Regions from separate parts of the Homo sapiens genome. Here region 1 is linked to region 2. Evidence: chromatin loops called from intact Hi-C (ENCODE). Cell type or tissue: left ventricle myocardium inferior. All regions are shown on one strand. Each heading gives the region's core, and the rest is flanking DNA. Links, peaks and the distances in the headings are about the cores only.

Region 1 (14,170 bases), core at 1-8,000, 96 kb before region 2:
TCCTCTGCTGTGAACTCCACCCCGGGCATACAAAAATTATATACTCACTGGTAAGCAGGATCCTTTTTAGGAAAGCAAATGACTTTCCTAACATAAGGTCAAACATTTCCCTCCAAATGAATCATCCTAGTTGGATAATCTCTTCACTCCCACTGAAATTGCCCCAGAGTTGCACCTGAGCATTTGGATCCAAGACAGAAAGTCATTTTGGGGGTTGGGTCTGGCTGATCTGGGAGTGTTGTGAAGAAAGGCTTTCTACTTACAGAAGAACAAGGGTGAGCTCTGAGTAGGAGATGACATCCTGAGGGGGAAAGACAGATGGGCAGATGCTCAAGCAAACTCAGGAGTTTACCATATAAAAGATTTTGGAATCTATTCTTCAGCCTCTTTTTTACTGTGATACAATATACATGAACACAAAATTTACCACTGTACCCATTGTACAATAGGTGTACAATGCAGTGACAATTAGTAGGTTCGCAATGTTATGTAGCCATCATCACTCTCTAGTTCCAGAGTATTTCATCACCTCAGGGGAAACTCTGCACCATTAAGCAGTCACCCTCCATTTCCTCCTGCCACCAGACCCTGTCACCACAAGTCTGCTTTCTTTCTCTATAGATTGGTCTCTTCTGAAGATTTCACAAAAATGGGTTCATGAAATATGTATCCTTTTGTAGCTGATTTCCTTCACTTATCATGTTTTTGAGATTCAGCAATGTTGTAGCATGTATCAGTATTTCATTCCTTTTATGGCTAAATCATATTCCATTGTAGAAATACACTACATGTTGTTTATTCATTCATTAGTCAATGGGCATTTTCTTTTAAACCAAATAGGAAAAACAAAGGAAGAATTAAACACCAAAAATATACATGTTACTACTAGCTTTTATAGGACTACTATATATAGTACTATATATATATGCACACACACACACACACACACACACATATAAACACCAAAAATATACATATTACTACTAGCTTTTATAGTATGACTACTATATATAGTACTATATATATAATTTCATAGTAGTACTATATATAGTTATATATATGTAGTACTATGTATAGTCATATATATGTATATATATGTATATATATGTGTGTATATATATATATTTATATATATATAAAATCCATTATTTCTGAAGGAGAGTTTTTCCAGACACACAATTCCTGCATGACAGTCTTTTTTTTTCTGACCTCTAAATTTGTCAACATTCCAATGCCTTCTGAACTCTATGGTTTCTGAAGAAAACTGGGCTGCAATCTTATTGAGGATCCATTGAACCTGAAAAGTTCCTTCTCTGTTATTCATTTCAATATGCTCTGTTTGTCATTGGCTTTTGACAGGTTGATTATAATGTTCTCTTGGTGTGGACCTCTTTAAATTTAATTTTTTTTGCTGCTTAAAATTTGTCAAGTTTGTTGGATGAATAATGTTTTTCATCAAATTTGGAAGGTTTGGAGTTATTCTTTAAATAGTCATTCTTCTCCTTTCTCTCTCTCCTTTCTTTGAGGACTCCCAAAGTGCATGTGCTTGATGTTGTCTCACAGATCTTTAAAGTTCTGTTTATTTTTCTTCATAATTTTTTTTCTTTCTGCTACTGAACTAGAGAATTTCAATTGTCTTATCTTCAAGCTTGCTGATTCTCCATTCTGCATGGTGAAATTTGCTCTGGAGCCCCTCTAGTGAATTTTTCATTTCAGTTATTGCACTTTTCAGCTCCAAACTTTTTATCTGGTCTCTTTGTAAAATTTCTACCTTTTTATTGATGTTCTCTATTTGGGGAAACCTGCAACCACCATCTTCTGAAGCTCTGCCCATGTCAAGAGGTCTGTGCATACCTCTCTCTTCCATCCCCCAGTTTTCCAACTTTATTTTGCTCAAGTTCCTGACTGACCAAGCAACCCATGAGCCACTGCCCATGACTCATTCATTCATGCACTACTGGGGCATCATTTCACACCCTCCACCTTGCATGGGCCTTTTTGGGTTTTGATTCCTAGTTCCTGGCTCAACAGCCATTTCCAAAGCTGTTCTTGCGTTAGCTCCCAAGCCTACTGCTCTTGTTGTAGATTCTCCTCTTAATGTCTGAGTCACAGCATTTATTTCATAGATTTTTAATAATTGGACTAATTTTTTCCAATGCAGCATTTCTAAGGACTTTCAGTAATGGAGATTCTATATTAGCTTAGAGAGAATTGTTTCAAAACATCAGAAATGTATACTTGAATGAAGGACAACATGCATGGAGAAAGGTGGACAAACCATAAGTGGGCCGTGGATTTTCACAAAGTGAACACTCAGGTAAATAGCAGCCACATCAAGGAATAGCATTTCCAGCCTCCAGGAAACACCATTGGGTTCTACTTGGTCATAAATCACCCTCCCCAACCCTAGAGCAGACACTTTCTTGATTTCTAATATGATAGATTAGTTCTGTCAGTTCTGGACACAGTCACTGCCATGTCCCAGGTCTTGCTGTGTGTGGTCACTATCACTCCCGTGGCAGTCAGGTGCTCAGCTTTATAAATAGCTCACACTTCTTGTCTCTCCACTGTTGATAGACATTTGTGTTGTATTCAGAGTCTACAAATCGTGCTGCTATAAATAATATTTTCATATATTTTGGGACACAAATGCATGCATTTCTATTGGTATATAACAAAAAGTGGAATTGCTGGGTCATAGGTGATTAGAAACTTGGTTTAGTCTCTCAAAAAACAAGTTTCTACTGAATAGATAACTGGTGGAAGAGGGTAAATCTTTTATTTTAGAAATTATGCAGCTAGTATATGAAAAGAAATGAAAGACTGAGACTTTTGCAATTTGTAATGAATTAACAGATTTAGCCACTGAACAGCAATGGCAATTAACATCACAAAAAAGAAATAACTAGTATTGAATTCTTCCTCTTGATGAAAAACATGATATAGTACCATCAATCCTCATGGCAAAAAAAAAAAAAAAAAAAAAAACCCTGAATAGACGCAAACCTCTATAACAAACTACCAATTTACAGAAAATACAGGTCATAGAGATACATTAAACCACACCTTGGGGTGCAATCTGCAAAATGCAAAGGACAGGAAACTACCAGACAATATAAATTTCAAGCAGGAATCTATGGAATAAATGAGGATAAAAATATACTCTTAAAGGTAAAACTAAACTATAACTTTAGATGATAAAAATATAAAATTGTACAAAGAAGTGATGGCCATGTAAGCCAGGATGTGCTTTTATTTGAAGAAGAGAAGAGTTTATCATTGAGCTGGGGCAGTTGATGGGGCTTCTAGGTCAGCTGCCAAACTTCTCCCTCTCTCTGATGGTTAAAGGGTGTTTACTTTTGATTAAAGGGCACCATTTTTAGATCTTTTATCTTTTATGGTACCCGTGGGGTTTTTTATGACAAAAACACTAATAAAGAATAAAATAGTATGTGACATATGGTTCTTGTTCTGCATCAAGCCTCCTTCCCACCCTCCGCTCCAGACACTGAGCACCCAGAACTACTGGCAACCCCAGGATACTTGGCAGGGCTACCTTACATCTGGGTGTGTGTCCAGCTCACATTGCCAGAGGCAATGTCCAGGGTCTATTCTTTGAGGCCTAGATAAACCTGACAGGACACAGCTGAGGGAAAAGCCTGGCCCCACTCTGGAGGCTCTGGCCATCGGTGTAGAGGGGACAGGTCCTCACCTCTCCACAGGTGCAGTTACAGTCAGAGCTTCTTCTCTGCATGGGAGTGAGGCTTGGTCCTTCCCCCAAACACGGGGACAGTGATCTCTCCAGAAGTGGAGATGACACCATTCCTCCTCTAACATGGTCCAATCTCGTGCTTGTTCTGCTTTACAGGAAAGTTGACTCATACTGGTGTCCAGTGAAGAAACCCAGGCGCATAAGAGGGACAGTTGGATCTCAGGTTTGTGCTTGATCTGGAAAAGGAAGAGCAGAGACCACTAGGAGGCACCACTGCACTGCTCATGAGCCCAGGAGGTGGATGCCGGGGCTGAGCTCAGGGTGGAGAGATGTCATTGCTCATCCTCCAGGTTCCAGGTGAAAACCCACCTGCCCAGCCCATCTGGTTCTCCCTGGTTCTTCAATTCTAGGGAGGACTGTCTTCTTCTCACCTCCCCGGACGATGCTTCTTGACACAGGAAAGAGGATGTGCTGCTAGGGTCATCATGTCCTGGTTTATTGTGTTGTCAGTAGAATGAAATCAAAATACATACTTCATAAATAATAAAATAACCCATAATAAGTAAACATTTACAATTTACTCACACCATTGAGGTTTCCTCCAGGTGTGAGCACAGCTGCAGACACACCTTGTCGCTTCAGTCAGGACACAGGACAGAGTAAAATGGGAAGAAACCACAGTCACTGCAGAAAGGGCCCCCATGGAAGAGGCCTGGCAGGGAGGCCAGCTGCCCCAGGGCCACCATATTTAGAGATGACTTCCCCTTTCTAGGCAGGACTGGGATTTTAAAATTCTTTTTGTATTCATAGTTGTTCTGAAATTGCAGGATGATGAGACCCAGCACTGGTGAGTTATACTGTCTCTTTCTTCCCTATTAAATTCTGTGCCAAACAGCACCTTCATATATTTATCTCCTCTTCCTGGAGAGAATAAAAACAATGGAAAAATTGAACCATACAAACATACTTTAAATATGTGCTGTCAGAAGTAGCTACTAAAGGATTAATTCCACCAAAGTGAGGGAAGGTTTGAAAAGAAAAACATTGTATACCCATATTCAAAGCAGCATTATTCACGATAGCCAAGACAACACACACCAACACATGAATGAAGAAAATGTGGTATATATCGACAACGGAATATCATTCAGCCTTAAGAAGGAAACCTGGTCACAGGCTGCAACAGGGATAAACCTGAAGGACACTGCTAAGTAAAATAAGCCAATCACAAAGAAAACCCAATACTGCACATTTCCATTTATATGAGGTGTCTAAACTGAAAGTAGACTAATGGCTGCTAGGGGCTCGGTGAGGGGGATGGATGAATGTTTGTTCAATGGGCATAGAGTTTCAGTGTTGCAAGATGAAAAGTTCTAGAGATCTGTTGCACAACTATGTATTTACAGTTAATACTGTACTACTGTATACTTTAAAATAGTTAAGATACCAAATTTTACATAATGTAGTTTTTGGCCCAAGGAAAAGACTAATTAGCCCTGTTACTAATTTAGGGAAAAAGTACATGAATTCATTAAAAATATATTAGTATGCGCTTACCTTAGATACAGAAAACTATGAGACAAAAAGAGAGATCCCTGCTACCCCAGCTATCACCCATGAACCAGGAAAATCAGCACCTCCTGAAACTAGACAGAAAGGCTCACAGGCCCAGCCTTGACATGTTGAATCAGTCTGCATTTTGGCTGGAACCCAGGTGGCTCCACTGCATGTAAAGCACCTTCCCAGATAGTGATGGAGGGAGATCCTAGGACAGTGACTCTGCTCCACGGGGAGAAGCCTCCAGTCCAGATGGGAGCAGCCAGAAGGGCCCAGGAGGGACATTTCCAAGAAGATAAAATTAACAGAATGTCCAAAGTGTCCAACGTCTTGAAAGAATCATACAAACAAAAGAGATATCAAACTTAAATTAATGAGAGTTAATAAAATAAACAAAAACAAATGCAAGTATTAACTCCAAGAAGAACCAATGTTGTACAGGCAGTGAAAAGTAGTCCAGTTGACATATGAGAGGATTAGTCATGGTAAAAGAAACAAGAGATGGCTGAACTAAACATAATCACTATATAAATATACTGGGAAGAGTGAAAGAGAACAAGTACTCTTAACTGTTGCATCCACCATTGCGCTGTGCAACAATGGGTGCATCTGAAAAAAATCAAGCAATAATAATAAAGAAATGGTAGTTAGAGATACAGAAGTAAAGTCAAAAGAATCAGCTAAAAAACTTGAAAGTGGTTGGCCCCTAGAAAGGCAGAAATTGAGAAGAGGCAGAGAGGACTCTCATTTTTCTCAAGAGATTCTGCACAAATATTTGACTCTTTCAATTGTGCACAATTATAAATTTGATTAAAATAAAAACAAAAGCTTCAGTGAATATGCAAGTTTATGTCTAATGACAACCGCATTCAACAATGATATTTAAGGGTTAACTAAAATGTGAAAATACTTAAACATGAAATAGGCATGTATAAATGTGTTTTTGACACCAAACGTGAACACAAATGTGAAATAATACACCTGTAAACACATCTCTGGATAGATAGCCCACGATTGAATTCTCTACCCCACCTCCTTTACTGGTTGACCTGTGAACACAGGCAGGCAGTGGACCAGGACCCAACTAGGTTCCTTCATCCTCTTGCTTCTAGGCAGGCCTTGCATCCACTTTTGCTGCACAGAGGGCTCCCATCCCTGCCTTGGTCCGTTTCACAGGTGATCCCATAACTCTCCCTGCCACCACTGCCTTACCTGAGTGGAGCCGAGGCTACCCTGACCAAGAAGAGCACCACCCATCTGTGCCCCAAGGCCAGAAAGTTAAAAGGAACCTCACAACAGGGTCAGGAACTATCCCACCTCCCCATCTACCAATCAGTCTGAACTGATAATGGGAGATGCTGATACTTGCTTTACTCATCCTCATTCCCAGTTCATTTATTCTTCATTAATTCAGTCCAATCTCCCCAGGGGTCACTTAACCCCAGAAGCAGACTGATCTCTATTCTTCTTAATCAGGAAAGTCCAAAGCACTCCCTGTCCTCTCCCTCATATCAGACTTCAGCTCTGCATCTGCAAGATGCAGAGGTCCTCTGCAAGGCAGGTGTCTTCCCACAGGGTCAGCCCCTAAACACTGGCTGCAGATGTCCCCCTCCATCCCTTCCCAGCCCTTTCTGTGTTGCTGTGAATCTGTCCATCACCGAGAACTGGTGGGGAGATGTGGGGGAGGTGGGGAGATTTCTTTGTGCTGTGTCAAGGCATGAAGACAGACCTCTCCTTCTCTCTTGAACCTCATACTCTATCCCTTCCCAGACACTTGAAATAAAACACAGACCAGAAATGTCTACTTAAAGGGTAAATTTCTATAGTATAAAATTATGAAGACATAGTAGATATGAGGTAATGCATGAGAGTGTGACAGGGTGAGGGGACCTCAAGGTGCCAGGAAAGCTGGTCCTGGGCTCCCCAGAAGGAGCCGTAACCAGGACACTCACTCATAAATCTCATTTATAATAATAATACAATGACCGCATATGTAATATATTAAAATATAATCAAATGATAACAAAAATAATGTGGCACAGCTGCAAACCCCTCATATATACTAACGCTTTTCATCCACCCAACCACAAGAAATAAATGCTGTTAGTTTCCCCATTTCATAGATGAGGAAACTGAGGCACCAAGTGGGAAAGTGCTGGTGAGACCTGGGCAGGGAGTTGAATTCTGGCCATCTGGCTGCAGAGTGTAGCTGCCCTCAGTGGAGCCAGTAGACCCAGGAGTTGACACCAGAGACTGAAATCCCAGCTGTGCACTGCCCTGGTGGTCTCCTGTCCCAACCGGGCGTTGATCCGGGCCTTGCAGGCTCACGTGCTCTGCAGAAAATAGAGAAACCAATAAATGCTCCCCTGGGTGCAGAGTGCTGCTTTTTACTCCCTGAGGATTTCTCCCTCCTCAGTCACTCCAAAATCAGATTCACCCTTTCTCTGAGGGAAGATGATGCTCCCACATTTTTCTCCCTCCTATGGCACTTTTCCCAGCCCCTGCCAGTCCCCTCCCATGACTTCATGAAGATCAGCACTTGCCCTGTGCCCACTATGCACTCTGTAAGGACTGAAAGGGCCGCAGGACTAAATGACAAGACTCCAGAAGAAACTCAGTGCCCTCCCCTCCTCTCAAGCCTGGCCAGCTCGGACACAGTGGGAGGCCTCCCCAGAGAGAGGCCCTGGCTCCACGTACTTCCAGGCCTGGGCTGGGTCACACACAAGGCCTTTCTCTCCCTCTTTCCCCAGGCCCTCCTTTCCTGCAGAAGCACCTGCACACCAGGGCAGGCCCTGCCCACTGTGGGTTCCGCCCTCCACCTACAGCTCAGTGTTCCTCCCCTTCCAGTCCTGAGCAGGCAGCTCCTACCTGGAGAGCCCACCAGGAAGCCCAGCAGGCCTGTCAGGCCCAGGATGGAAACACGTGGCTGCCATGGGGTCTGCACCTGACCTGACCCTGGAGACCCCCTTGCTCAAGAAGGCTCTGCTTCCCTTGACACCCAGGTCCATGACCTGCACTTGGGATGCCCTGCTCCTGCCTGGTCCACTCATCCCTGGAAATCCAGCTCCACCCCAGGGCTGCTGCTTGGTGAGGCTGCAAGGCCTTCCTGTCTGGTTCCTAGCAGGGATTCCACCCAGGCCACTGCCCTCACACCCACAGAGGATCTTCTTCTTCTCCCTATGGAATAAGGGATTTCTTGAGACCCCTCAGCCTGAGGCTGCCTCCGCCCACTCTGCACCTGGGGATTGCCACAGCCACAGCCACCATCTCCCACATGGACCCTTCTAGAGAGAGAGTTTCAAATTTGAATTCCTGTTCCATTCAATATGCTTTACAGCATCGGTATTGGAGGAAATCCTATTAAGAATATCCAGCTGAAATTATGAACATCTTTATTGGACATCAACATTGAAAGCAGGAATTTTGAGAAATTAGCATGTGATTTTCACAACCTTTTTCTGGCCAATGCCCCAGTGACCTACAAGGAAACCTTTACTGCCCACAGGGAACCAGAACTGACAATTCCTCTACGGGAGATGCTGCAGGTGAGAGCAGGAGCAACCAGACCTGCACTGCCCCTGCTGTGGGTGCCCCAAAAAACATGGTCCTGGGGACTGTGTTCCTGGGGGCTAGACAAGGTAACACTTGGACATATGATGAAAATAGGGACCACAGCTGCCCTGACAAGGAGCTGGTTCCTGCTTCCCAAATGGCCCAGGGATGTCTGCTTATATACTCCTCCATAACATCTGCACAGAAACTCAGGGAGGCAGGGCCATGTGGTGGGAACCTCCAGTGATGCAGAGGACATGATACCCCCAAGACAGCTCCTGGAGGAGGCCCATGGGGAGCTGCAAAGTGGACAGAGATGGCTGTGTGCACTCAGGACCCTCCCTGTTACAAGGGGACCTCAAAGGGGCTGCACAGGCAGGCCTCCCAGTCTGGGCTTCGTGGGTCTTTTTCTTGGTGTCCTCCTGATGGCTGGAGAAACAGGAGAGAGGGATGCAGAGAGGAAGAGACTAGGGGCACCGCCTCTCCTCAGATTCCTCTCCAGTTTCTAGCCCCTCCCCAGATCACAGCCGCCTTTACTATTTACTCCCACTGAAGCCATGATCATCCAGGCCCTCAGCAATCAGCACGTGATTCTCAACTCACCCCACCTGGACGCACCGTGGTGAGCCCAAGAAACAAGAGAGACCAGGATGGGGACAGAGCAGGTGCCACAGCCCTCCCTGCTGCCCACTCCTCACCTGCAGCAGGAGGAGGCCACCGCTGGACATTTGAGGGCCGTGGCCCAGCCCTGGCTTGGGCAGGACTTAGGGGTGTAGATGGAGATGTGGCTCCCATTCCCCTCCCAAATACCCCAATGTCCATCCCCTGTTCCAGGACCTTGTTACCTACATGTCTATCTGTGCAGGAGCTATGAGGGGACCCTGCTGCCCAGAGAGGAGTCCTTCCATCTCCAGCCACTGCCCCGTTTTCTCACCTGGACTCTGCAGCTGATGTTGTCTTCTTCTTGCACCAAAGGACACAGAGAATACTACTACTACTACTAATACTAATAATAATGACAGTAGCAATAGCAGCATACAGAATGGCTGCCATTGACTCTGAAGCACCAGGGCCTTCTCTAAAAAAAGGGCCTTGTGACACACTGAGCACGCAAAGCCACAGCCGTCCCTGCTATCCCCACCCTGGCCTGACCTCCCTAGGTCGAAACCCTTGAGAGTTGCCCCAGGCTCACCAGAGGGCACAGGGTGAGTGCTGTGATTCCCTCTGTGTCCCATGTAGCAGGTGAACCTCTGCTCCTCTCCTCGGGGAATCCTGGTGGCCATGCAGGTCTGGTAGGTCCCATTCCCATTGGGCAGGACACCCCTAGACTGCTGGGCATCCTGGCTCAAAGATGCCTCATCCTGATGCCAGGTCAGAGAGATATTCCAGGGATAGAAGATGGAGGCCAGCACATCATGGTGACATTGCCTTCTAAGGCCCCACTGTGCATCTCATTCACTGTGGGGGTCATTGGAGACAAAAGGGCAGAGCCAGTGAGGCATGTGGCCAAGCCTTTCTCCCCTCTAAGGGAGATGCAGGGAACAGGACTGGTCCTCTCTATTGTTCTGACTCTCGCTGAAACCCACACTGACCCCAGACCTTCTGCAAATCGGTCCTTACCTGGGGTCCAATTCCCCTAGGCTTGCTGGAAGATGGGCCTCAGGACTGTGGCCTCACACTCTGGGACTCCGGCTTTGATGCTGAGGAGAGGGTTGTCAGGGGTGGGCTCCTGGGTCGTGGGGCTAGGAGGTAGCTCTCCAGGATGGGCAGGCTGGGAGGCAGATGAGGCAGCCCTGGCCTTGAGGCCTTCCTTTCCTGCCTAATGCCCACCCCAGGTTCAGGCTTCTATAGGAGGACCCACTACTTTCACAGTACCTGTTTTTCTGATACCTCCAGAATTTCAGATATCACCATAGCTTTTGCATGTAGTCTGCCTGCACAGGGCAATAGTGTGTCTTGGTCTGCATGGCATTTTCCTCCCAGAAATTTGTGACATTCATAGCCAAAGTCTGAGTTCTGGAGGACCGGGGCACTGTCCATTACTGAGTCTCCAGGTTGGGAGAGAGGAAGAGCTTCCCATATGTGTAGAAATGCCTAAAGCCCCTGGTGCTGCTGGCTTCCTGATCTCACAAACCCTAATCTCCTGGAGGGAATGCAAGGCTGCCTGCCCCTACCCAGCAGTGACTTCTCCATTCCAGTCCAAGTGAGGAACTCGGACCAGGAAGGACCCCTCCCTGGCCCTCTTCCATCCCTCCCTGTGTGGGCTGAGCCCCGCTGAGCACCATTCCTCACCCCTACTCACAGCCAAATCCAGTGGGAAGAGACAGGTCCTGCTCTCTGCCCCCAACTCTCCTGGAAAAGGCCTCTCCCATTACTCTTGCCCACTGCCCACTCTCACCTCCTTTCTGGCCCTTGATATGAGCCAGGGTCCTCCTGAGCTCCTGCCCATTCTCTGTCAAGTCTTCAGTCTCTGTGTCCCAGGTCTCAGCTCCCAGGACTGCTTCTGCCCACTGTCCCCGGGGCCCTGCCCTGCCTTTCTGCCTGTCACAGAGCAGGAAGAGCTGACCATCCAGATGTCCCTCAGCGAGAAACCCTGACTGCACAGATCCATCCTGGGACAGCACCGTGAGGTTGTAACAAAGACTGTGGGGCTCTGGGGAAGAGGAAATCACAGATGAAACTTCTTCCTGGAAGTAACTTCACATCAATGTTTAACACACAGGTCTGCTGTCCCGACCTTCCTGAGGAGGCAGGAAATGCACACGGGCAAAGGGACAAGAATGAGGATTTCAGACGCAAGGAAAACTGGGAAGGTGGGAGGATAGAGGAGGGGACTGAGGAACAGAAGAAGGGGGAATGGGGATGGCAAACTTGTAGGCCAGGTGCCAGGGCAGGGCAGCCACAGGCCCCCTCAGGATATAGGGAGGAGGCCAATGGAAGGGGCTGCCCTGCAGGTTCAAGGGAGGAGCATGAAGGCAGTGGTGGAAGGAAGGTCTTGCCAGAGGGGAGAGCAGAAACTGTAAGGGACCCAGGCTCAGAGGGACCCATGACCACCATGGCTGTGGTGCACAGGTGAGGGTGAGATGGAGGCAAGGTCCACTGCCTTTGAGGAAGGCTCAACATGGACAAGGTGGGGGCAAGGGAGACTTGGCTGTGAGGCAGGAGGGGCAGGTAGGCTGTGGTGCCAGAGACGTTTTCTACGAGGTCCGTATCCCAGGGAGAAGCAATGGTGTGGGCTTCAGAGTGGCATGGCAATGCCCCAAGTAGGGAGGTGGATGGACCAGTTGGTGTCCCCTGGGGTGGGCTGGTGGCAAGGGTCTTAAAGAGTCAGTGCATCTTTTCAACAAATGGTGCTAGGAAAACCAGATGTTCACATGCCAAAAAAAAAAAAAATGAAGTTGGATCCCTAACTTACACCACATATGAAAATTAACTAAGAAAAACATCAAAGACCTAAACTCAAGAACTAAAACTGAAAAACTCTTACAATAAAACATAGGGAATTATCTTCATGCCATAGAATTTGATAGCACTTTCTTGGATATAACACCAAAGATACAACAACAAAGAAAAAATTGATAAATTGGACTCATCAAAATAAAAAAGTTCATTAAAAACACAATAAACACAGTGAAAAAGCAACCCCCAGAATGAAAGAAAATATTTGCAAATCATATATATCTGATAAGAGATTAATATCCAGAATACATAAAGAACTCCTACAACTCAAACAGGAGACATTCAACTAATACAAAAGTAGGCAAAGGACTTGCATAGCCAATTCCCCAAACAAGATGTACAAATGGCCAACAGACACATGAAAAGACGCTCAGCATCAGCAGTCATTAGGGAAATGCAAATCAAAACCACAATGAACTATTACTTTACACCAATTAGTTTGGCTATTATCAAACACACACACACACACACACACACACACACACAGAAATATCAAGTTTGGCAAACAGGTTGCGAAACTGGAACCTTTGTGTAATGCATTTGGAAATACAAAATAGGGCACCTGTTATGGAAAACAGTGTGTTGATTCCTCCAAAAATTAAAAAATGAATTACCAGCTAGGTGTGGTGGCTCACGCCTGTAATCCCAGCACTTCGGGAGGCTTAGGCAGGCAGATCACGAGGTCAGGAGATTGAGACCATCCCGGTCAACATGGTGAAACCCAGTCTCTATTAAAATACAAAATATTAGCCGGGTGTGGTGGTGGGCACTTGTAATCCCAGCTACTTAGGAGGCTAAGGCAGGGGAATCACTTGAATCCGGGAGGCGGAGCTTGCAGTGAGCCGAGACCGCGCCACTGCACTCCAACTTTGGCGACAGAGGGAGGCGCCGTCTAAAAAAAAAAAAAAAAAAAAAAAAAAAAAGAAGCAGTTGGACACACGGCCTGTGTTGGGTCTGGGTAGAGGAGGACAGATGTGCAGGGCAAGGACTGGAGGATGGGGTGAGCATGGTGTGGGGGTGACCCTGGGGGAACTTTGGTTAGGGTGAGGACAGGAGGGGAGGGTGCTCTGAGTGAGGGTGGGGCTTGGGAAAGATGAGAACTTGCTGAGGGCCCAAGGCAGCTGGGCAAGAGGTAGGAGCAGCACAAGGTCCCAAGGCGGAGAGGGGCGGAGGGACCAGGGAGGGATGGTCCAGCACCCGTGGGCTGGAGTGGGGGGTCCTCAAGAGGGTGGGGCTGAGGATGAAGGAGTAGGGAAGGGGCCACCGTGAGGCAGGGCCCAGAGCAGGCACCTGCACTAGAGGGGAGGGGGCATCTGCCCTGCCCTGTGCCCTGCCTAAGGCCCAACCAACATTAGCACTAGGGCTCCCCTTGGGTGGTCTAGAGGGGAGTGGGACGGAGGGAAGACCCTGGGACAAAAGGCGGCACCAGAGAGTTAGGGTCAGGGAGAGTTGGGAGTGGGAGGCATAGGGGCAGCCCTGGGTTAAGGCTGCTTCTAGGAAAGGCCCATAAGGGAGGCAGGAGGGACCTGCGGTGGCGGGGGCAGGGGATGAGGCAGAGGACATCCTAGAAATGTATCAGAGAACTGCAGATAGGAAGGGGTAACAGGGAGCTGGGAGGGCAACAGGACCCAAGGTGCCCTGAGGGCAGGGGAGGAGGTGGGAGGGAATCTGGTGTCCTTAGATCACTGGAGTTAATAGTAGCAGGGAAGGATGCAAGACAAGAGAGGATCCCCGGCAGCGGGAGGCCAGGGGAGAATGAGCTGGGGATGAGAGAAGTCGCAGGAAGAATCCTCTGCCCGGAGCCTGCAGACTCCAACCCCTCAGCGTGAGGGTCAGGAGCCCCACAGTCCCCACAGCAGCAGGAAGCACTAGCTCCGGGTCCCGAGAAAG
Region 2 (16,145 bases), core at 1-8,000:
AGGGTCCAAGACTAGGAGGTTCCTCTAGGACCTCATGGCCCTGCCACCTTTCTGGCCTCTCACAGGACATTTTCTTCCCACAGATTGAAAAGGAGGGAGCTACTCTCAGGCTGCAAGTAAGTATGAAGGAGGCTGATCCCTGAGATCCTTGGGATCTTGTGTTTGGGAGCCCATGGGGGAGCTCACCCACCCCACAATTCCTCCTCTGGCCACATCTCCTGTGGTCTCTGACCAGGTGCTGTTTTTGTTCTACTCTAGGCAGTGACAGTGCCCAGGGCTCTAATGTGTCTCTCACGGCTTGTAAATGTGACACCCCGGGGGGCCTGATGTGTGTGGGTTGTTGAGGGGAACAGGGGACATAGCTGTGCTATGAGGTTTCTTTGACTTCAATGTATTGAGCATGTGATGGGCTGTTTAAAGTGTCACCCCTCACTGTGACTGATATGAATTTGTTCATGAATATTTTTCTGTAGTGTGAAACAGCTGCCCTGTGTGGGACTGAGTGGCAAGTCCCTTTGTGACTTCAAGAACCCTGACTCCTCTTTGTGCAGAGACCAGCCCACCCCTGTGCCCACCATGACCCTCTTCCTCATGCTGAACTGCATTCCTTCCCCAATCACCTTTCCTGTTCCAGAAAAGGGGCTGGGATGTCTCCGTCTCTGTCTCAAATTTGTGGTCCACTGAGCTATAACTTACTTCTGTATTAAAATTAGAATCTGAGTATAAATTTACTTTTTCAAATTATTTCCAAGAGAGATTGATGGGTTAATTAAAGGAGAAGATTCCTGAAATTTGAGAGACAAAATAAATGGAAGACATGAGAACTTTCCACAGTACACGTGTTTCTTGTGCTGATTTGTTGCAGGAGAGGAGAGTAGATGGGGCTGCGCCCAGTGGGTGCTCAGGCCACCATGAACTTTATGTGGTCACTGCTCAGCTGGGTCATCTTTGCTGCTCCATTGTCCTTGGCCCTTCAGTAGAACCTTGTCCCACCAGGACCTGTGATCACATAGACTTGGATATCACCTAGGATGGTCCCTACACGTAGAAGTTCCTGTGTTATCAGAAGAAAAATTTTCAGACCCCTACACCTCTTCCCCTCCTTCCAGGTCTCTTTCAATTGTATTTTCCATCTTTTTTTTTTTTTTTTTTTTTAGATGGAGCCTCACTCAGGCTGGAGTGCAGTGGTGCAATCTCAACTCATTGCAACCTCCACCTCCCGGGTTCAAGCAATTCTCCTGTCTCAGCCTCCCTAGTAACTGGGAGTACAGGCACATGCCACAATACCCAGCTAATTTTTTGTATTTTTAGTAAAGACGGGATTTCACCATGTTAGCCAGGATGGTCTTGATCTCCTGACCTTGTGATCTGCCCGCCTCTGCCTCCCAAAGTGCTGGGATTACAGGTGTGAGCCACCATGCCTGGCTTCCCCAACCTTCTTAAAGGAAGCAGATTCTGAAACTTCCCGAGAGGAGAGGTCCCAGAGTTTTTCATTGTAGTTTACTTTCTGTTGGAACTCCTCTTCTGCTCTCTCTCCTACTCTTCTTCCTGCCCTGAGTTGTAGTAATCCTATTGCTGGCTCCAAACCAAACTCATGGATTTGTAAAGCAGAGTCTAATTTAGATTCATATGTGGTTGGATAATTGGAGCCATAAGCCTTGGGTTATCTTTCCTCAAGAGACAAATATGGTTGTGTGCTGCAGTGTGCAGGAGGATTGGTGTGGGAGGAGGGAGGGAGGGAGGACACAAAAGCAGCCCTGGTGAGAAAAGCACTGGTGCATTTATATCCACATGAGATAATATTGTTCCACAGCGGCTACAAAATGACATTTGGCCTGAGTCTACATTAATAAAGATATTGCCTTTAGAATAGGGGGGCGCACTACAGTAATCATCCATTCAAGTGGCATTTGTTGTCTGCTAGGTATTTGACTGTTTTTGCATTTAGAAAACATCGTTAAAGTAAAAACAGAAAAATTTCTGGCCTTGTCGTGTATACATTCTAGATGCAAGCTTGTCCAACCTGCAGCTCTCGGGATGCATGTGGCCCAGGACAGCTTTAGAATGTGACGATTTTTTTGCTTATCTGTAGTGGCAGATATCATGAAAATTATCCATGCATTTTTTTTCTTTTTTCTATTTTTTTCTGCTCATCAGCTGTCATTAGTGTATTTTTTGTGTGGCTCAAGACAATTCTTCTTCCTATGTGACCCAGGGAAGCCAAAAGATTGGACACCTCTGCAGGCAGATGATATAGTATAAGCAGAGTAGGAACAGAAAATGCTTGAGTTAGAAGGTGGCAAGTGCTGTGTGGCAGGTGATCCAGAGGGTGGGCTGTGGGTACAGGGAGGTGGCTGTTGTGCTGGGTGGTCAGCATGGGCCTTGTTGCAAATGTGACCTTGGAGTAAAGATTTGAGGGATGTGAGGAGTTGTCTACACGGATGTCTCAGAAAGTTCTTTTCAGGCAGGGAAACCTTCAGTGCAGATGCACTAGGGCAGGAAATTGTCTGTGTTCCTGGAAGGAGGAAGAGGCCAGAAGTGTTGAACAGAGAGAAACTGAAATGAAGTCAGAGGTGTGCCCAGAGCAGGTTGCCCTGGAGGGTGTGGGAAGGATGTTGACCTTTGCTCTGAATGACATGGGGAGTTAGAGGACAGTTTTGGAAAGTGGGACATGGTAGGACTTATCCTTTGAAAGCTTCTCTCTGGCTGCTGTGCTGAGAACAGAATTGAGAGGTGGGGGACTAGTGAGGCAGTGGGAAAAACGGTGGGAAAGGAGTGCAGTATTCCAGGATGGAGACGTCGCTTACCTTGACTGGGGTGTGAGCAGGGGAAATAGTGGGAAGTGATGGGATTCTGGATGAATTCACAGCACTTGCTAATGGATTTATCTGTGGTGTGAGAAAGAAGAATCAAGGACACCCACAGTATTGGACTGAGTGAGCAGAAGGGTGGAGCTGCTGTCAATGGAGATGGGGAGACTCTGGCAGGAGCATACAGAGGAGAGGGCATTGCAGGCATCCAGTGGAGGTGACATCTACGAGGAATGAAGGTGAGGGGCCCAGATGCCTCTGCAGCTACAGATTCATCATCCAATCACTATCCTACTTCCACCACCCCTGTGTCTCAGAGCCAGAGCATTGATTCTCCCCTGTGCTGTCTGCACAGGTAGGTGAAAGTCAGGGAAGTTATGGTCTGCTGTTGGTTATAATAAGTCACAGATTATTGTGCTTTCTCAGATAATTAAAGAAATAATAAGAGAATTTGTAACTAGAACACTTACTGAGAAGACCACAATAATGCAAAGTTTTTTATTCATCTAAAGAAGGCAACAGAAGAAAAATAGTTGAGCAAGAAAGATAATATTAGAAGGCAGTAAATGAAAATGGACAGACTTAAACCCAATGAGGTCAACAATGACATTAAACGTAATGGACTCAGACACTCCAATTACAAGACAAATAGTGCAGAGGGATAAAAATAAATAAGTAAATAAATAAATAACCGTAGGCTATTTACAAAAGCCATAATTTCAGTAGAAGGTACAGAAAAGTTGAAAGTAAAAAGATAGAAAAGAAATACCAGACAAACATTCATGAAAGACCACATGGAGATGCCATTTAGAAAAATTACAGCACATGAGTCTCCTGAGACATAGAGTACATGTAGACAGCTCACAGTGTCTTTTTCCTTTTTTTCAGAGACAGGGTCTGTTGCCCAGGTTGAAATGCAATGGTGATATCAGACCTTACTGTAACCTCAAACTCCTGGGCTGAAGCAATTCTCCTGCCTCAGCCTTCTGAGTAGCTAGGACGAGAAGCCTGTGCCGCCACACCTGGCTATAATGTCTCATTTTCTCATTTGCTGTGGTGTGAACAAGGAAACAATATCATACCATGTATTTGACTTGCAGCAGGTACACAACAAATGTCAGGTGAATGAAGAAATAAAACCACTTAGTAATCCAAGCCATATCCACATTTACATTTTACAGGTGAGGAGCAACATCCCAGACAAGTAAAGTAAAATAAATTGATTTACATCATCCAGAGCAGAATCGAGAACACATTCCCTGTGCTAAAGGAATCAGAACTCTACTAGGGGTCATAGCAGATATCATGCAAGTCACATATGTTAATTACTAGAACTGGAGTTGATACATTTTGAGATATACTAAACCAAGGGTTTGGAAGGATTAACTGAATGCAGAAATAAAGGAAGAAAATAGATTTGTTTAAAAGATGGTTAGAATCTTTAAAGAAACAACATCTTTTTAAAGTGGCCTTATGTGGACCAAAGCAGAGATGAGCTCAAATGTCAGGTGGGAAAATGCTTGACTAAATGCAGCTCTAGACCCAAGGGAGACCTAAAAATCCTGGGACATTTTCGGTTGTCACGTGGGGATTGGTGGGAGGGGGTGAGTGGGGTGCTGCTGGCAAACCTCCCACAATGCACAGGACAGACCACAAGGGATTCTCTGTCTCAAATTCTTAATAGGGCTGCTGTTGAGAAACCCGCCCGAGAGGTAAGTGCTGTAATGTCCTCACCATTTCACAGATTAAGAAACTGAGGCACCAGGAAGAAAAGTGTCAGTAGGACCAGAGCTGAAGGTTGAATCCAGGCCACCTGGCTGCAGGGTCTTGGCTTCCCTGGTTAAGTCAGGGACCCAGGAGCCCACCACAAACAATCCCAGCTGCGCGGTGCCTTCATGGTCTGTGGCGCCCCCTGGTGTTGACACTGGGCCTGTGGCCAAATGAGGCTTGAGGGAAAAGGAAAACGGGTTTAGGTAGCGGGATCTCCTTCAGGCTCTCCAGATTTCAAGCCATGACTTACACTCAGAAAAAATAATGTTCACCTTAATTATCTCCCCAACCCTGTTTTTCCCAGTTCCGGCCAGTACCCTCCCTCGACTCCATCAACATCAGTACCTGCCAGATGCCCAGCACCCACCATGTGAGGAGTGAAAATGCCCCAGGACTAAAGGACAAGATGACGTTCCACCCCAGCCATCCCGCCCCTCCTAGAGCTCTAGCTCTGTGCATTTAGTGCTTAGGCTTTTAACCTGGGGTCCGCGAACCCACTTTCCCATGACACTGCGTGCAGAAGTGATGTTACATGCACACATGACTTCATTACAGGACATTGGATATTAATATTCATCCGATCAACTGGGGGCCCAAGATACCACTCTTCCCCCAACAGTTTGTGATCCTCTGAATTAAAGAAAGGGCAGAGATTGAGGGAGGCCCTAACTCCAAATCTTCTACCACTTCTAGGGAAGTGCTGAAAAGAAGTGCAAGGTACTCAACCCGCTCTGGGAATACAGCAGGAAAGCAGAGTGTTCATGGATTTCGAATTCCATCAAAGAAATACAACTTTGGCAAAATATCCAAGTCACTTTTCTAAGCCCCAGGCAGCAGCTCAAAACAAACAACACCAAAAACAAAACAAAATCTCGGCCCAGGTGAAATCATTGAAGACATAAAACTTTGTGAGACCTGTATTTAGAGCGAAGGACAATTCAATTTAGGGCTGCAGCAGAAAACCCCTACATCATATTGGGTTTTTCCTCATCATGAAGTTCTCCTGGAGGGACCTTCTCCCTTCAGCAGTGCATAGTGAGGCCATTTCTGTGTAAAAAGATAGAATCTCCTTGGATTCCTGATGTTTACATTTACTACTCACTTCTTTGACTTTGTAGATGCCAACTTCACATTCAACATCTTTCAATTATTTTCTTTACTTTGTCTAAGCAGAGAATTTAAACTTGTTTCTGAAGCAGAAAACCAGGGACTGGTTATTTGAGCTATCACCCCACTCTGTGGCTCTCTTATGCAATAAGCATAAGAGATTGTGGGCCAACAGAATTTGTAGCAAGATAAACATAAACCCTTCATTTCAGCCTATGTTTCTGTTTGTCTGGTGATGTTCCAGTCTTGCTCCAGTCTTAACATTTTAAAAAGTATAATTTTACTTAAATTTCATTTTATAGGAAGTCATATGTATTCATTTCTGTTAGGTTTCTCAGTGAAAGCCTCCTCAAAACAACTGTGAAGTAAAGACATGTAAATAAATTCATGGTGCTCCCATGTATTCGTGCTCATTGCATCTTACAAATGTGTCAGCCCCACTGCAACAGATGGTGCATCAACAAATGGTGCTGGAAACCTGGATATCCACATGCAAAAGAATGATGCTGGACAAAATTTATGCCCTTCCATTACACCCTTTTCAAAAATTAAGTCAGAATGCCTTAAAGAACTAATCTTAAGAGTTAAACCTGTAAAACTCTTAAAAGAAAATACTGAGGGAAAGTCTTATGGTCATTAGAATTGGTAGTGGTTTCTTGGCTGGTGACCAAAAGTACAAGCAATAAAAGGAAAATGACAAATAAGACTTCATCAAAATGTAAAAACTTTTTTGCATCAAAGGACGCTATTAAGAGGTGAAAAGAGGCTAGGCGCAGTGGCTCACGCCTGTAATCCCAGCACTTTGGGAGGCCAAAGTGGGTGGATCACCTGAGGTCAGGAGTTCGAAATCAGCCTGGCCAACATGGCAAAACCCTGTCTCTACTAAAAATACAAAAATTAGCCGGGCGCAGTGGTGGGCACCTGTAATCCCAGCTACTCGGGAGGCTGAGGCAGGAGAATCGCTTGAACCTGGGAGGCAGAGGTTGCAATGAGCTGAGATTGCACCATTGCACTCCAGCTGGGGCATCAGAGAGAGACTCCGTCTCAAAAAAAAAAAAAAAAAAAAAAAAAAAAAAAAAAAAAAGTGAAAATAAAAGAAACTGCATAGAATAAGATAAAATATTTGCCAATCACATATCTGATAAAGAATTAATATCCAGACTACATACAGAACTACAACTTAACAATAGCAAAACAATCTCATTCAAAAATGGGTAAAAGACATGAATAGACAATTCTCCAGAGAAGATACACAGTAAGGACATAAAAATAAGGAATTCCAATAAGGACATGAAAATATGCTCAGCTTCACTAGTCCAGGTGTTGGTGAGGATGTGGAGAAAATGGAATGCTTGTGCACTGCTGCTGAGAGTGAACAACAGTGCAGCCATCATGGAAACAGGATGACGCTTTCTCAAGAAGGTAAACATAGAATTTCCATATGAAGCAACAATTCCACTTTTGGGTGTATACCCCCCAAAAATTGAAAGCAGGTATGCACACAGATAATTGTACAGTCATGCTCATAGCAGTGCTATTCCCAATAGCCAAAAGGTGGACGCAACCCAAGTGTCCATCAGAGGATGATTGGAAAAACAAAATGTGGTGCATATACACATGGAATATTAATCAGCCTTAAAAGTGAAGAATATTTGGATTGGATGGAACCTTGAAAACACGCTAAATAAAATAAGCCAAAAAAAAGGCAAATATGATATTTCACTTATATGAGGCACCTAGAATAAGCAAATTCACAAAAACAGAAAGTAGAATACAGGTTACCAGGGGCTGAAGGCAGGAACAATGGGCAGCTGTCATTTAATGGGTACAGTCTCTGTTGGGATGATGAAAATGTTCTGAAAATGCATGTTGGTGTTTGTGTAACCACCATCAATTGTAAATGTGCTTAATGCCAATGAATTGTACACTGAAAAAAATTGTTAGAAGGTAAATCGTATAGTATGTGTGTTTTACCACAATTTTAAAAATATATATCAACACCAAATCCAATCACTTCTCACTCCTCTGCCACCTCCACCCCAGAACCATCCTCACTAGGATAGAAAACCGGAAGGGCCTTCCAGCTGGGCTGCCTGCTGACTCTCATGCCCACTGTCCATCACCCACACAACAGAGAGAGCGTGCCTTTCCAATGGGAATTAGGGCATATCCTATGAACGCTCCAGCTCCTTCCCTTCTTAGGCACAAGGAAACCCCAGTTTCCCACCATTTCCTATGCACTCCTTATCACAGGGTCCCCTCTGGCCACTTTGGCCTCATCCCATTACTCTCAGCCTAGCTCATTCTTCTCCACTCACACCAGTTTCTTGTCTACTCCACCCTGTCTCTACCACCTGCCCCTGCTGTGACTCCCACATGCATGTGCTGCCCAGTGATCCACATGGCTCACTCCTCACACCATTAAGGTCCCTGCTTAAATGTCCCATGGTCAAGTGTTCAGAAATGTCTTGTCCAGTGACCTCTTCTGAAATCTATCCCCTGCCATTCCCACCACCGCCACCAATCTTCTAACCCAAGCATATTTTTCTTAATGGCAATTATCAGTGATACTATGACAGGTTTTATTTGTTTATTGTCTGTTGATTTATTAAGGTTACCAAGAAAGAAAGAACCAATAGCATAGGTACATAGATGATAGATAGATAATAGATAGATAGATGATAGATGATAGATAGATGTTAGATGATGATAGATAGATAGATAGATAGATAGATAGATAGATAGATAGATAGACAGACAGATAGATAGGTGATTTATTGGGCTAATTGGCTCACACAATTATGGAGGCTGAGAAGTCCCATGATAGACTGTCTGGAAGCTGGAGAACTAGAAAAGCCAGTAGCGTGGCTCAGTCCAAAGTCAAAGCCCTGAGGACCCAGAATACAGAACAGGAGGATAAAGGGGCTCACTGGTGCAAAAGTCAGAGTCCAAAGATCATCGAACCTGGAGTTTTGATGTCCAAGGCAGGAGAAGAAGGGTGTCCCAGCCCCAGTTCCAGAGAGAGAGACAGAGACAGAGAGAGACAGAGAGACAGAGACAGAGAGAAATTTTACTTCTATCTACCTTTCTGTTCTATCTGGGCCACTAGGTGATTGGACTGTGGCTGCCCACAGTGAGAGAGCATCTTCCCCACCAGTCCACCCACTCACATCCCTTCCAGAAAAACTCTCACAGACACTGGTTTAATACTTACAATTTGAGTAGTCTATAATTTATTTTTTTGAGATTGGGCTTGCTGGCTGGAGTGCAGTGTTGTTCATGGCTCACTGCAGCCTGAATCTTCCAGGCTTAAGCAACCCTCCCACCTCAGACACCCAAGTAGCTGGGACTACAGGCATGTGCCACCAAGCCCGGCTAATTCTTTTGAATTTTTTGTAGAGACAGGGTTTCTCTATGTTGCCTAGGCTGGTCACAAACTCAGGGGCTCAAGCAATCTGCCAGCCTGAGCCTCCCAAAGTGCTGGAAGTACAGGCATGAGCCACCATGTCCATCCTGAGTGTTCTATGAATTTTTAAAATCACAACCATAGAAGAATCTTCATGTACAAACATGCTTGTCAAAATATTCTTTACCAAAAGACAAGATGAAAGCACATGGATCTAAAAGAACCCTGGTGACTTCTCCTTGTTTGAGATGGGATGCAGCTTCTAGAAGTGTGTAAATTTTATGCAGACTTTATGACATGGAAAACTACTTTCATAATAATACATTCAAAAAGCAACTTCAAAATAACCCACAACCACTCTGGGAGGCCAAGGTGGGTGGATCACTTGAGGTCAGGTGTTCAAAACCAGCCTGGCCAACAAGTGTAACCCCATCTATATTAAAAACACAAAATTAGCCAGGCGTGGTAGTGCACATCTGTAATCCCAGCTACTCGAGGGGCTGAGGCAGAAGACTCACTTGCATCCGAGATGCAGAGGTTGCAGTGAGCCGAGATCATGCCACTGCACTCCAGCCCCTGGGGGACAGAGTGAGACTCCATCTTAAAAAAAACCCCAAAACTTATGAATGCAACTTTCTACAATGAAAGCATATATAAAAATATATACATAGAAAACAAAAGAATGGAAGTCAGCATCACTGCAGAAGATAGCTCCAGGGATGACCATTCACACTGCAGTCCAGGAAGTTTCAATAATATGATAGCAGTGGTTCTTTGGAGGGGAAGCCTGGGTGATATTTCTTTCTTCTCTGCATTTTTTTTTCTTTAAAATTCAACCAGGTGTTGATGTGTGCATTTTAAATTCTTCTGTAATCAAATACATTTTCATATTTCTAATGTAGAAACATGTATTTTTAACATTCAAAATAAAACATTTGAAGTAAAATAACAATGAAAAGTGGCTGAACACTGTGGTGGGCACCTGTAGTCCCAGCTACTCAGGAGGCTGAGATAGGAGAATGGCTCGAGCTCACGAATTTGAGGCTATGGTCACACCTGTGAATAGTCACTGCTCTCCAGCCTGGAGAACATAGTGAGACCTCATATTTAAAATAATAATAATAAAAAGAAGTTCAGATCTCCTTCCAATCTCAACCTAAAACAAATTTCTCATTTGAAGTCCATATGGCAGAAATGCCTACTGATGGCTCCTCCAGAGAGTAAAAAAAATATTGTTCCTCTACAATCCATGACTCATCCTTCTGTTACAGTGTTCACCTGGGCAATGAAGTCAACACTGAGAATATCATCAATTTATGGAATACTGATTATCTCTTTTATAGATATATAAATTATAATTATGTATATATATATTATATTATAATATATATAATTACCATCACACCTGAGAGAGTGAGATGGATTCTTTTCTTCCACAGATGAAAATCTGAGTCCCTGAGAACCTAGGGTTTTGGTATGGGTTCACTGAAAATGTTGGCCTTGAGAATTAGGAAACAGCTTCCTGCAGGCCTGCCTGGATGTGAGCCACACCAATGGAGTCTCCACAACAGCAGGAAGAGCAACTGAGAACCCTGGAAGCTTCACACTTGTAATGTTCCATGTCCAGCGGCATTCAGTTGATGGATGGGCCAAGATAAGAATACAGCTCCTTCCTTCAATTGGGGGTGGCAGAGGGGTGAATCAGTCAGCTACACATAATGTGTGTGGTGTTTCTACAGATATCTTTAATTACTCTGCTGAGAACTCCACCTCAAATGTACAAAAACTCTGTACTCACTGGTAAGCAGGATCCTTTTTAGGAAAGCAAAGGACTTTGCTGACTTAAGCAAAACATTTTCTCTCCAAATGAATTATCCTGATTGGATAATCTCTTACTCCCACTGAAATTAGCCCCAGAGTTGCATTTGAGCATTTGGGTCAAAGACAGAAAGTCATTTTGAGGGTTGGGCCTGGCTGATCTTGGACAATGTTCTGAAAGAGGGCTTTCTACTTGCAGAAGAACAAAGGTTTGCTCTGGGTAGGAGATGATGTCCTGAGAAGAAAAGACAGATAGGCAGATTCTCAAGCAAACTCAGGAGTTTACTATACAAAAGATTTTGGAATACCTTCCTCAGCCTCTTTTTCATTGTGGTAAAATACACATAAACACAAAGGATACCACCGTAACCATTTAAAGTGCACAATGCAGTGACAATTCGTATGTTCACAATGTTATGTAACCATCATCACTCTCTAGTTCCAGAGTGTTTTTATCACCTCAGGGGGAACTCTGCACCCATTAAGCAGTCACCCTCCATTTCCACCTGCCAGCAGACCCTGTCGCCACAAATCCACTTCTTTCTCTATCGACTTGCCTCTTATGAATATTTCACAAAAATGGGCTCATAAGTTACGTAGCCTCCTGTGACTGGCTTCCTTCACTTGTCTTGTTTTCAAGATTCAGCAATGTTTTAGCATATGCCAGTGCTTTATTCATTTTATGACCAAATAATATTCTATTGTAGGAAAAAACTATATGTTGTTTCTCCATTCATTGGTCGATGGACATTTTCTTTTAAATCAAATAGGAAAAACAAGAGAGGAATTACAAATATATATATGTGTGTGTGTGTATATATATATGTCTTGTAGGGTTGAGACAATCTCAGTCAGCTTTTTTTAACCTGTGAATGTCGTGATTTCTCCATCATTTCTGAAGGAGAGTTTTGCAGACATACAATTCTTGGTTGATAGTCCTTTTACTTTCTCAGCTTTAAATTTGTCATCCCAACGCCTCCTGAACCCCATGGTTTCTGATGAAAATTTGTATGTTAATCTTATTGAGGATCCATTGTACCTGAAAAGTTCCTTCTCTGTTATTGCTTTCAAGATGGTCTGTTTGTCATTGGTGTAGACTGGTTGATTATAACGTCTCTCAGTGTGGACTTCTAAAATTCTTGCTGCTTAAAATGTATCAAGTTTGTTGGATGAGTAAAATTATATTTTTCATCAAATTTAGGAGATTTGAAGTTATTATTCCTCCAAATAGCCATTCTTCTTTTTCTCTCTCCTTTCTTTGAGGATTCCCAAAATGCATATGCTTGGTGTTGTCTCACAGTTTTCTTAAGTTCTGTTCATTTTTCTTCATAATTTTTTTTTATTTCTGCACCTCAAACTGGATAATTTCAATTGTCTTACCTTTAAGCTTGCCGATTCTTCATTCTGCATAGTGAAAGTTGCTTTTGTAAAAAAGTAAATAGTAAATTTACTCTAGTAAAATATAGTAAAAAATAGTAAAATTACTCTAGTAAATTTTTCATTTCAGTTATTGCACTTTTCAGCTCCAAAATTTCTATTTGGTTTCTTTTTAAACTTTCTATCTTTTTATTGATGTTCTCTATTTGAGTTAAGATAGTTCTTCTGATTTCCTTTAGTTTTTTGCCCATAGTTTCCTTTAGCTCTGTGAACATATTTAAGCAGTCAATTCAAAGTTGTTTGTCCAGTAAGTATGTTCAATGGCCTTTCTCAGGAACAGTTTCTGTCAATTCCTCTTTTTTCTTGAGAATGGGTCTTACTGTCTAGTTTAATTGCATACCTCATTTTTATTTTGAATACTAACATGTGGTGACTTTGAAAATCATGTTTTCTAAACTATTTTTGTATAGACTGTATTCTTTATTGTGTGTCATCACTGAAGTCTCTATTCTGTAAGCTTAGTGGTCAACTCATGATTTGATAGATATTTCCTGAAACATCTTCAGCCAAAAAGAAATAAGAAAAGAAAATTCAATCTTTTTATCTGGGCTCTCTGTGTGTTTTGGGGCATGCCCTCAACACTCTGCTGGGCAGTTTACAATACTGCTTTGGCCTTCATTTCCTACTTGTGCAGATATTGAAAGTTAGCAAGAGGTGTGAACACAGGGCATTCTCAGGTGCTTTGTGAGTCTGTGCGACATACTGGTCATGGAGGAGGCTATACAGATTCCCAGGGATATGGAAGCTTTTCAAAACCCATATTCCCATCTCACTCACCCAGTTTCTCCTCCAGGCTTTTCTGTATGTCTATTACCTTTCTCATGTAATATATTTTTGCCCCAAGGGGGCAGCTGCTGGTTCAGTGGCACTTAAATGGTTTTAGCAGATGCCCTCTGCCTCTGTGACCTAAGAGAGTTCTGAGTAGGGAAAATAAATGCAAACCATTTATTTTCTTTTTCTTTCTTTTTTTTCTTTTTTTAGACAAGGTCTTGCTCTGAAGCCCAAGCTGGAGTGCAGTTGCACGATCCTGGCTCACTGTAGCCTCAACCTCCTGGGCTTAAGCAATCCTCCCACCTCAGCCTCTTGAGTAGCTGAGACTACAGGCACATGCCATAATGCCCAGTTAATTTTTGTATTTTTTGTAGAAATGGAGTTTCACCATGTTGTCTAGGCTGGTCTCAAACTCCTGAACTCAAGAAATGCACCCAGCTGAGCTTCCCAAAGTGCTGTGATTACAGGCATGAGTCACCATGCCCAGCCCAATGTAAGCCATTTCTTATCATCCTTCACGGAGTCACCCAACAGGAAAAGGTAGACAACCACAACACTTTGAGAACATGGTCCACTCGGCTCCCACTGGCATTGGAGCCCACACTAAGGAACCAGGCTGCTGTCTTCAAGATCACTACTGACTTGAACAGGGAGGAATGGGCCAAGGGTAAGATATGGTGCCACAAAGCTCTGCTCCTGAGTTCCAGTTGATTTTTCTGGACTTGCTAGGTTGCAATAAACCTTTGATGATTTTTCAGGGTTCCAATGCAGTTGATTCTTTATCAACCCAATCAGAATATCTGGTGGTAGGTCCAGGAATTCTTGCTTTAACAGCTCTCCGAGGGAATTTTTTTTTTTTTTTTTTGATGGAGTTTTGCTCTTGTTGCCCAGGGTGGAGTGCAATGGCATGATCCCGGCTAACTGCAACCTCTGCCTCCCGGGTTCAAGCGATTCTCCTTCCTCACCTCCCGAGTAGCTGGGACTACAGGCGCGAGCCACCACACCCAGCTAATTTTGTATATTTAGTAGAGACTGGGATTCTCCATGTTGATCAGTCTGGTCTCGAACTCCTGACCTCAGGTGATCCCCCCACCTCGGCCTCCCAAAGTGCTGGGATTACAGGCATGAGCCACCATGCCCAGCCAAGGGATTTTTTTTTATAGTGATGTTTTACAAGCACATTGTCTCTGTGCAGAGGTGGCCCTTGGAGTTCCTATGCCACTATGTTCTCTGATGTCACTCCTCAGCCACCTTTGAATTGTGCTTATGCATCAGAATTCCTGATCTGCTAAGTACTTCCAGGAAACTCATTCAAATGGTAAACATCATTAAGCACCTACCTTATTCTGGGTACTGTGCTCTATGGAGTTGAGCCTCAGATAAAAGACTCAAACTTCCTTGGACTTCATAGAAGTCAAAGGTGGGGGTGGGAAGATAAATAAAGAAATTATAGCACAGCATGTTATGTATTTTACATGACTTTTTTCTTTGAAAGCTACATTATTAATATTTTATGACAGTACTGAGTTACATATACCAAAGATTACAAATTAAAATTTATGCTTTCTTTCTCTCTTTTGTTCTTACATATTTCTCTGTTCTTGTAGATATTTTGAAATTGGGTATTATGGAGACAGTGCAACAGTTTCATTTATATGATAATGTTTTGTTTTACCTTTATTCATCAAAGAGAGATTTGTCAGCTGCAAATTTCTAGTTTGACATTGGTTTTCTCTCAGATCTTTGATGATTATGTTGCTTCTGGCTGCTGTGGCTGACAGGGGATAGTCAGTTACATTTTAACCAGTTGCTTCTTAGAGGATCTGTGTTTCTCCTGTGGCAAATTTTAAGATATCTGTTTCTCTTTAACATCTTCTGTTCCAGTGCAGTATGAGTAAATGTGGATCTCTTTTTATTCACAGTGCTATGATACTGTTAGGTATGAGTTCTAAATTTCTCTTAAAATAATTAACATGTCAGTATGTTCAATTCTTTGCCCTCTACTTTTAAACTTAACTTCCTCATAAAGCAACCTTTTTTGATCACCTGTTCCACCCTGACTCATCCTGATTACTTGCTCCAGCCTGACTCATTCTGGTTACCTGCTCCACCCTGACTCATTCCAGTCACCTGCTCCACCCTGACTCATTCTGATTACCTGCTCCACCCTGATTCATCCTGATTACTTGCCCCAGCCTGACTCATTCCAGTTACCTGCACCACCCTGACTCATTCTGATCACCTGTTTCACTCTCTTTAAATTAGCCAATCTGAATTAGTTTAGCCTGTGCGGTCTAACCCTAGCCAATAGGGGAATAACACAGCAGCAGGGGCCACGTGCATCAGGGATAAGAACCCCTTCCCCTTCCTTGTCCAGGGGTGTGCTCACCATTGCTCCATCTGTGAGGGCACACCCTTGTATAGAAGTAATTGCCTTGCTGAGAAGAAAAAAAGAAAATTTTATATTTGAGTGCTATTTCTTTGTGGCATCAAGACTTTATTTACAATAATACATTTCCTTAATATTTTAAGATAACCTCTTTCTGGAATGCCTCTTTCCATTTACTCACTTCTCTTCTTCTAGGAATTTAATTAGAGAAGAATTAAATTAAACCTCATTCAACCACCATATACACTGTGGAATCCAAAATAATGGCCTCACACATATGTCCAAGCCCTAAGACGCAGACCATTTAGATATGTTACTTTACACAGCAAAAGGGACTTTGCTGATATGATTAAGAGCATGGACCTTTAGATGTGGAGATTATTTTGTATTATTTGAGTGGCCCCAATCTGATTGCATGATTTCTTTAACCTGGAGATGACTGGAGAAATATGGGTCAGATGGAGTGCTGAATTTCATCTAGAATAATTTCTTAATCTAGTAAAATAACATCATCTCTGTTTTTTATTCTTTAATTAAGTGGCAAAATGCATTAAAAGGTTTAAAGTTTAAATATCCTTGCATTCTTGGGCTATATACCTTGGTCAAGACAGTCTGTTTATAACACATTGGTTAATAC

What was found. Hi-C counts contacts between places; a loop is a spot of excess contacts. Peaks named below come from ENCODE experiments on the same cell type or tissue, not always from the same donor. Only the 100,000 strongest peaks of a DNase experiment are listed, where the experiment ranks them.
Region 1: it touches region 2 in a loop (3-fold over the local background); 74 of 110 quality-filtered maps call a loop at or near these places.

The regions. Positions count from the first base shown.
Region 1 is chr6:29,734,254-29,748,423 of GRCh38, forward strand. The region is part of intron 1 of HLA-F-AS1 (HLA-F antisense RNA 1); the gene reads right to left. It also overlaps a transcript of HLA-F not described here, the pseudogene MICE and the pseudogene HCG9P5. Among named protein-coding and RNA genes, the nearest start is that of HLA-F-AS1, 7.7 kb to the right of the region's middle. RefSeq lists an enhancer at 14,095-14,170. In left ventricle myocardium inferior, for the core only: a CTCF peak has its summit at 3,967 (motif pointing right); a DNase peak (open chromatin) is centred at 4,008; H3K27ac peaks cover 1,478 bases.
Region 2 is chr6:29,830,295-29,846,439 of GRCh38, forward strand. HLA-G (major histocompatibility complex, class I, G) reads left to right here. Exons shown (of 7, transcript NM_001384290.1): 6 at 84-116; 7 at 474-727. The coding sequence ends at 88. It also overlaps the pseudogene HCGVIII-2. Among named protein-coding and RNA genes, the nearest start is that of HLA-G, 11 kb to the left of the region's middle. RefSeq lists an enhancer at 14,667-15,866. In left ventricle myocardium inferior, for the core only: CTCF peaks have their summits at 4,722 (motif pointing left) and 4,937; a DNase peak (open chromatin) is centred at 4,708; H3K27me3 peaks cover 7,921 bases.